2 separate regions of the Homo sapiens genome follow, and region 1 is linked to region 2. A link is an interaction called in ENCODE POLR2A ChIA-PET data of the cell type or tissue named here. Cell type or tissue: OCI-LY7. All regions are shown on one strand. Each heading gives the region's core, and the rest is flanking DNA. Links, peaks and the distances in the headings are about the cores only.

Region 1 (4,546 bases), core at 186-4,185, 180 kb after region 2:
TTCCAGCAGTAGCTGCAATTTGATAAGGGACTCATTTGCAGACCTAAAGCTTGAGTCGAAGAAGCAAAGTTATGATGGTAAAACAAGATATGTAGTTAAATTGAGGGTCAGGACCCCTGAAACCACAGGATATAACTGGTCTTCTATTTCTATTAAACGTGTCAAGTTGGTAGCATTCCCCAAAGTTTCTTGGGACTCCAGAAATTGCATGTTGGGAGATAATTCTCCATGGGTCTCTCACATTTCTGCACGTCTTACAAGCAGAAACATTGACTGCCTCTGTTCCAGACTATTGTTTCAAGCCATCATCTATGGGTGGTACAGGTAGTGTTTTGCTCTGAAGCAAAGGGCAAGTTTGCCTTCAGCTCTGGAATATAGAGACAGTGTCTCCTAGGGCAAAAGACAGACATGCTTATGGCCCATTATAAATGATTTGGGTTCTCTGAACTCAGGGTTCTTCATTTATAATACTCCCCGTTGCATGTGCAAATATCACCTGCTCCTCTTTACATTGCCAGGCAGTATTTGAGGTTTAAGGGGCTGGTATAAATGCTGATATTCTGTCTACTGTTAATGCTATAAGTAATAAACTGTCCTTGGTTTATTATATAACCAAGGAGTATATATAACCCAGGAGTATTATATCTTCTGCCAGCACCCATGAAACTGACAGGCTAACTTAGCTTGCAAATAGGATACAATTTCAGGCCCTTTTCAGCTTTTGAGACATATAATCAAAATATATAGAAAAACAATTCAGGGAGTATATAGATTAAAAAGAGTTTCCTATTTAAAAAAAAAATTTTTTTGGCTTGGGAATACAAAATTAAAACCAAACCACAGTCTAGAAGTCCAATATACTTGAAATTTGGCTTCAACAAGTTAAATATTTTTCCAATGCACCTAAAGTGCTTAGGTGTTCCTTATTAGTATTTGATATTTCTATGACCAAACATTCTCTGTTTACTTTTAAAGAGCTTCCACAAAATTTTTATCCTGTAAGATACAACTATTTGGGGCCGGGCGCAGTGGTTCACGCCTGTAATCCTAGCACTTTGGGAGGCCGAGGCAGGCGGACTGCCGGAGCTCAGGAGTTCGAGACCAGCCTGGGCAACACAGTGAAACCCCATCTCTACTAAAAATACAAAAAATTAGCCAGGCGTGGCTGCGTACACCTGTAGTTCCAGCTACTGGGAAGGCTGAAGCAGGAGAATTGCTTGAACCCAGGAGGCGGAGGTTGCCATGAGCCGAGATGGCGCCACTGCACTCCAGCCTGGGCTACAGTGCAAGACTCCATCTCCAAAAAAAGAAAAGAAAAGGAAAGAGAAAAGATACAACTATTTGGGAGGTAGGTGGGAAAAGGCTCCTTTACGATTAACTAAAGACTTCAAGGTCTATTTCAATTATTCTTATAGACCCAAAACCCAGTAGAATATCTCAAATGTCTTAGAAATCCTTAACTTAAAGGATAATATAAGGAATGTCTTTTGAATGCATGGCCTGTATTCATTTCTACTTACAGCATCATTAGCAACATCAGTGAATACGCTGAAGACTGTGAACTCTGACCTCGTAAAGTAGTACATGTGCAGCATTACTGCAGGTTAATCTTCATTATCACTGTCACTCTTTAAATACCCAGACAAGACATAGTGTCAAGAAGAAAGCATCTGTTTGTCATCATGCAACATGTAGTCCTGACCACATGAGAAAGAACAATCCAGAGCCTCCCATATATGAGAGGAAGTCTCTGGAACACAGTAACTCTAAAAAATTCATTCATTGGGCTGTTACCTCCCAAGGTCATCCTGGTGCAAAGGTCACCTAAAAAAACTATGGGAAGGTTCTGGGATGAACGAAAACAGCACAATGTTGAATTTATGCCACAGCTGTGATAAAGGGAAAAGAACATAGATTGTAGATTCAGGAAAATGCTATTCAAATTCTGGTTCCACTCTGAGCAGTCATGAAACTTTGGGTATATTTTTTTACCTTCTCTGAGCTCAAATTCCTTATGTAAAAATTGTGATACTATTATATGAACTGTGATAAAACCTGACAAGACTGTTTTGAGGATTACAATATAATGTTACGTGCAAAATGTCTGACACATAATGAACTCCTAATAGGTATTTGTTGAATCTAAACTGCAGAGAAGGCCCTGAGCAGTGCTAGGCCTTACAGATTGACATGATACAGAATCCTCAGACCCATTAAAAACTTGATGAGCAGGGCACAGTGGCTCACGCCTGTAATCCCAACACTTTGGGAAGCCGAGATGGGTGGATCACCTGAGGTTGGGAGTTCGAGACCATCCTGACCAACATGGAGAAATCCCATCTCTACTAAAAATACAAAATTAGCCAGGTGTGATGGCACATGCCTGTAATCCCAGCTATTTGGGAGGCTGAGGCAGGAGAATCGCTTGAACCTGAGAGGTGGAGGTTGTGGTGAGCCAAGATGGCACCACTGCACTCCAACCTGGGCAACAAGAGCAGAACTCCATCTCAAAAAAACAAAAACAAAACAAAACGAAACAAAACGCCTGATGAAGCCGGGCTCAGTGGCTCACGCCTGTGATCCTAGCACTTTGGGAGGCTGTGGTGGGCGGTCAGGAGTTTGAGACCAGCCTGGCCAACACGGAAAAACCCCATCTCTACTAAAAATACAAAAACTAACCAGGCATGGTGGCAGGTGCCTGTAATCTCAGCTACTCAGGAGGCCGAGGCTGGAGAATCACTCGAACCCAGGAGGTGGAGGTTGCAGTGAGCCTAGATTATGCCACTACACTCCAGTGTGGGCGACAAGAGCAAAACTCCATCTCAAAAACAAAACAAAACAAAATAACACCACATATCTACAACTATCTGATCTTTGACAAACCTGAGAAAAACAAGCAATGGGGAAAGGATTCCCTATTTAATAAATGGTGCTGGGAAAACTGGCTAGCCATATGTAGAAAGCTGAAACTGGATCCCTTCCTTACACCTTATACAAAAATAAATTCAAGATGGATTAAAGACTTAAACATTAGACCTAAAACCATAAAAACCCTAGAAGAAAACCTAGGCAATACCATTCAGGACATACGCATGGGCAAGGACTTCATGTCTAAAACACCAAAAGCAATGGCAACAAAAGACAACATTGACAAATGGGATCTAATTAAACTAAAGAGCTTCTGCACAGCAAAAGAAACTACCATCAGAGTGAACAGGCAACCCACAAAATGGGAGAAAATTTTTGCAACCTACTCATCTGACAAAGGGCTAATATCCAGAATCTACAATGAACTCAAACAAATTTACAAGAAAAAAAAACCCCATCAAAAAGTGGGCGAAGGACATGAACAGACACTTCTCAAAAGAAGACATTTATGCAGCCAAAAAACACATGAAAAAATGCTCACCATCACTGGCCATCAGAGAAATGCAAATCAAAACCAAATGGCAATCATTAAAAAGTCAGGAAACAACAGGTGCTGGAGAGGATGTGGAGAAATAGGAACACTTTTACACTGTTGGTGGGACTGTAAACTAGTTCAACCATTGTGGATGTCAGTGTGGCGATTCCTCAGGGATCTAGAACTAGAAATACCATTTGACCCAGCCATCCCATTATTGGGTATATACCCAAAGGACTATAAATCATGCTGCTATAAAGACACATGCACACATATGTTTATTGCGGCACTATTCACAATAGCAAAGACTTGGAACCAACCCAAATGTCCAACAATGATAGACTGGATTAAGAAAATGTGGCACATATACACCATGGAATACTATGCAGCCATAAAAAATGATGAGATCATGTCCTTTGTAGGGACATGGATGAAATTGGAAATCATCATTCTCAGTAAACTATCGCAAGAACAAAAAACCAAACACCACATATTCTCACTCATAGGTGGGAAGTGAACAATGAGAACACATGGACACAGGAAGGGGAACATCACACTCTGGGTACTGTTGTGGGGTGGGGGGAGGGGGGAGGGATAGCATTGGGAGATATACCTAATGCTAGATGACGAGTTAGTGGGTGCAGTGCACCAGCATGGCACATGTATACATATGTAACTAACCTGCACATTGTGCACATGTGCCCTAAAACTTAAAGTATAATAATAAAAAAAAATTTAAAAAAAACAACAAAAAACCTGATTGCATGACTTTGCCTACTTAAAATGAGTCTATTTTTTCCTTATGTTAGGTAAAGTGCTCAGCACCTTCAGTAAACAAGCATCAGTCAGCTCTAGACAAAACAAAAAAACTTTATAGCTGAGCTAGGGTTAACCTTATTTCTGAAATTATTACATTAAGATAAAGGTGAAAATAGATGGATTTATACCTGCTAATAGAGAGTCTGAACGCCAAATAGGAAATTTGGGCTTTATTCCATAAGCAATAATGACAGCTTAAGAAAAACTATTCTGATAGCAATACATGAAATGGTTTGGTGGTAGTCAAAAAATAAAGTAAGAAAGATCAAGGCCAGACACTGTGACTCGTGCCTGTAATCCCAGAATTTTGGGAGGCTGAGGAGG
Region 2 (4,546 bases), core at 175-4,174:
GCATTTTACTTTATGTTCTATTTTAGATGCAGATAGTTGGACTGAATACATTTAAAATGTAATTGAATGGCCAAAGGATAAAAATATCCTTTTCTGACTCAGAATAGTTCAATCTGTCATTGTAATTTAAAAAAAAATGAATTCACACTTAAAAAAAATAGGTTAATGGAATAGAAATTTGTCTTCCTGTTTTATGTTGCCCTCTCTCCTCCAGTCCACTTGCCAGAAGACATTTCAAGTGCAATCCCTCTGAAAGCTACAGATTTAATAAGTTAATGGATGGTTACCATTCTCATTACTAGGCTGATTCTATTCAGTTTAGATCTAGAAAAATCTTTTTGTTGTTGTTGTTTCTGTACAATTTCCTGCCATTAAAGAAAAAAAATCAAGTGACATAGTGAATAGAAGAGAAGAGCAAACAGGGTTGGTTTCTGCAGCAATTTCACGAGTATTATTTTCCCCTTTTGAGATTCAAAATGAGACAAAGACACTCCTCTGTATTTCTAATGAAAAAGTGAGCAATAAATTTACAAACCTGTGCTGAGCCAAATGAACTCATTACCATGTTAAACAGTTTAACACATTTTGATCAATATATTAGCTGCACAAACACAAATATGCTATAGTATTATTACAATGTAAACAAACCTGACTGGCCTATGCTAATAAGCAATAAGACATAAAAGATGTAAAAGGATTAGGATATTTGAAGAAAAGCCAAATACCTTTAATACTCCCCAGAAATGGCATTCTCGCAACTCTTTTGTACATATGTATAAATCCCTTAAACACAAAGAAGTCTTACAAATTTATTCCTATTCCTTTACGAAGTTAGTTAAAAATAAATGAACAAGAAATTAAACAGAAGGTACTGTAATGAAGTTAGAATATTCTAACTGAAAAACAATTACAATGAAACAATTTAGATTCCTGTAGAATTATAAACATTTTTCAAGGGATATTATGCAATGCAATTTTTTTTTTTTTTTTTTTTTTTTGAGACACAGTCTCACTCTGTTGCCCAGGCTGGAGTGTAGTGCCTCAATCTTGGCTCACTGCAGCCTCCGCCTCCCGGATTCAAGTGATTCTCCTGCCTCAGCCTCCTGAATAGCTTGGATTACAGGCACCTGCCACCATGCCCGGCTAATTTTTTATTTATTTTTATTTTTTTATTTTTAGTAGAGACGGGGTTTCACCATGTTGGCCAGGCTCGCTTCGAACTCCTGACCTCAAGTGATCCACCTAACTCGGCCTCCCAAAGTGCTAGGATTACAGGCGTGAGCCACTGCGCCCAGCCCATTGCAATTTTTAAAACCACGTTTTCTTCTTACTCTTGAAACTCAAAACACTGCAGGTTTATTTCATAGTTTTTAAAAAATACACTTATTAGAGTAAGAGCTTTCGTTTCTCAGAAAAAGAGCTTTGTGATTTAAAGTAGCATAATAAATGCTTAGATTTCTCTTCAAATACATTTGTATACCTCATCTTTCAACTAAGAGGATTAGTTTTCAACAATGCATAATTGACAGAAAATTGTGTTGAAATTGTAGTATTATTTAATTCTGGGAATTTAGCCAGTCAGATATCAGAGATACATAGTTCTTTGCACAGAACTGGAAAAATATCAACAGTATGTAAATGTGCTTACTGCTCTTCCATTGTTCTAACTCCTCTATCAAAATTATATTCAAATTTCACAGAAGTGAAAGCAATAAGCTTAATTCTTGTCCTGAAAGAGAGACAATTGTTTTAATTAAAAAAGTTACCTTCCTAGTTTCAGACATTTAATCAAACAAAACCTCTAACTCTGAGACACCTTTAGGGCCTTTACTAGAAAAATCCCCTCTGTAGCCGTTGGCACAAACTTGACAAACTTGCTGAACCGTGCAGATGTTGAAGCAGCTCTCAGTTACATTGGGGAAGAAGGGAACTAGACATTCCACAGCTGCCTACAACGGCTTCCTTCCCGGGGCACAGGTGCAGGCTCCATCAAGCTCGATCACTTTGCAGAGCAACTGGGGATCCCAAGCAGGGGAAAAGAAATTCCAGGGCAGCTTAAATTTCTCCCAGTACCACAGCAAGAAGTAACACTACTTAAAAAGTAACCAGTTACTTCCAACAATTATGTGTGAGGGTGGGTGAGGAGGGGGGCAAGGAAGAATGAAGAATAATATCTCCAGTAAGAAAAAATAAAAGATGTTTCATATTTTTAAAATTTCAAGCTACTCAGACCTTCCTTAGGTCTTTGTTATGAAAATAACTATGAATATCTGGTCTTTATTCCTGATCAATTTTTTTTTTCTTTAGGGGTGGGGAGAGAACAGCCAAGTTGAAAAAATACAGAACTTAACAGTTATTTCAACAATTGTAATGTAACACATTCATTGCAGGGTTTTAAAAGGATGTAATGGCAGTAATATCGTGTTTAAATGTATTCCACTCTTCCATTTTATGAGTATACATTCTCACAAGTTCTTTTAAACATTTTTAAATACTAAAATAATTGTATTAATGATATGGTGTGACCAAAAACAAGCAGCCAGGGAATATTCTTCCCTACTTGAGGATAACTGATGCTACAGCAGATGCCATTTCCTTAGGGTAAACCAGAAAGGAAGGGGTTAATAAACATGTAGCTCCACTAAACAACTGAAATACACAGATCACTATTCCCCATAAAATTATACTTTTATACTAATCTTCTGGGGTAGTAAAATACAATATGTAGATGCATACATAGTTTTTATACCTTAAATTTATAATATTGTTAAAATTATTACTTTTTACTTGGTTAGAAAACCATTACTGTACCACCACATAAGCACTTGCAAGAATTCACCAGATACAATAATAAAACAAAAATGATGGTGATGTTACAATTAATTGTGGGATCAAGCACTATGCTGAAAGCCTTCCATAAATCACTTCACCTACCCCTCCCAATGACATTATTTCCATTTTATAAATGAAGAAATTAACTTATAAAGTCACTAAGCTAGTCAATGGTACAGCCAGAATTTAAATTTTTTTCTTCTAAAGTCCATACTCTTGGTATTATGCTGTATTGTCTTGAAAATGACATTTGTACATTAATTTGGAACATTTTAAGTATTTTTGAAATCAATTTTAAAGGTTTAACATTACATCATTAAATTGTTATATTCAGAGCAAAATGGCCTCTCTACATGAGATGTACTAGTTAAATCTTGCTTATATTGCTTATGATACCTTTTTCTTCTCTAACTACTGATTTTTTAATAGCCAAAAAAGCTCATTTCAGCCTAGAGTATTAGTAATACAATTTCCTAAATGTTTTCATATGTTTCCTAAATTTCAGATGTCTTTTTATTTTAGATTGATCCTCATGGCCGCAAGTCAAGTAGCTAATAGATAATTAATTTTATGTTACATAACAGACAGGCATGTAAACACTAAACTAGGTCTGAGCATTTGGAATAAGAAAACTTTTTTATTCCATATTGATGCTAAAATATCAACAGGAAGACTTGAAGCCTCAAAAGGCCTTTGTTTATAGTTCAACAACATTCCTCTGAGACAGTGCAATATACTACAAGCAAGGAGAAATACGAGGCAGAAGTTGGTAACATCTGGGGTGTGCATAGAACTTCTGGTTAATGGAAGTTCCAAGATGTATAAATAAAAAACGATGTGTGAGTTGGTGGAAAAAACTGTAAGGCAAGTCAATTTTTTAATTAAAAAATTATGTAGCATAAACAATGCTAATGAGCCACAAGTCCCAAGAGATTAGTATTGTATCTGCTTCATTTTAATGTTTCATTCACTTTTCGTAAGTTACATCTACTCACTTGAAATATCTCAAGCAGAACCCTTTTTGTAAAATAGAGTTTTGAAGATATTCTTTGTCCTTGTTCTCAATAGGTCACCATTTTCTACTCAAGCTGTCGAGGACAAATCACACACACAAACACACACACACACTCACACACACACACACAGCCCTAAAATCTTTAAATGAATCACCAGAAAGTAAATACCTGGAAGTTCTTCATAAATTTCATCATCTATTGGTTGACTGCTTGTTAGTGGATTGCTTATTGGTAGAGGATGATCAACATCATCATATAATTCTCCTCTCTCATCATAATCCTCAGGAATAATATCAGATTCCATATCTATAAAACACATTTCATGAAGTAAATTTTAAAAGAATGCAGAAGATATTTTTAAAACTATACTTTATAAATAAATGCAGCCCTACAAAGCAACAACAATATTGTTATATGTTATGTCCTTAACTAAAAACATGTTTAAAAATTGTTTTGTAAATATGTGAATTTTAAAGTAAGCCAATTGGTACTTATAGAAAAGATGCTGTTTAAAATCTGAAGTGAGTGGTCTGTATTAATAACAGTCACATTCAAGTTGGTCATTCTCACAGAAGTCAATAAGCTTTTGTATATGAAAACCCAAACTACTCTGTTATTTAGTATTTAAAGACTGTGATAACTTGTTCGATTGATTTATCTTACCTTGCAATACAAATTTCAGCTGCTGTACCCATTCT

What was found. Peaks named below come from ENCODE experiments on the same cell type or tissue, not always from the same donor. Only the 100,000 strongest peaks of a DNase experiment are listed, where the experiment ranks them.
Region 1: POLR2A ChIA-PET joins it to region 2 with 5 read pairs; 2 of 35 experiments call an interaction of 5 or more read pairs at or near these places.

The regions. Positions count from the first base shown.
Region 1 is chr7:26,901,055-26,905,600 of GRCh38, forward strand. No RefSeq gene overlaps it. Among named protein-coding and RNA genes, the nearest start is that of SKAP2, 39 kb to the left of the region's middle. In OCI-LY7, for the core only: no CTCF peak of the experiment used is centred there; no DNase peak of the experiment used is centred there.
Region 2 is chr7:26,721,412-26,725,957 of GRCh38, forward strand. SKAP2 (src kinase associated phosphoprotein 2) reads right to left here. Exons shown (of 13, transcript NM_003930.5): 8 at 4,512-4,546; 9 at 4,017-4,154. Among named protein-coding and RNA genes, the nearest start is that of LINC02860, 86 kb to the left of the region's middle. In OCI-LY7, for the core only: no CTCF peak of the experiment used is centred there; a DNase peak (open chromatin) is centred at 1,890; H3K27ac peaks cover 699 bases.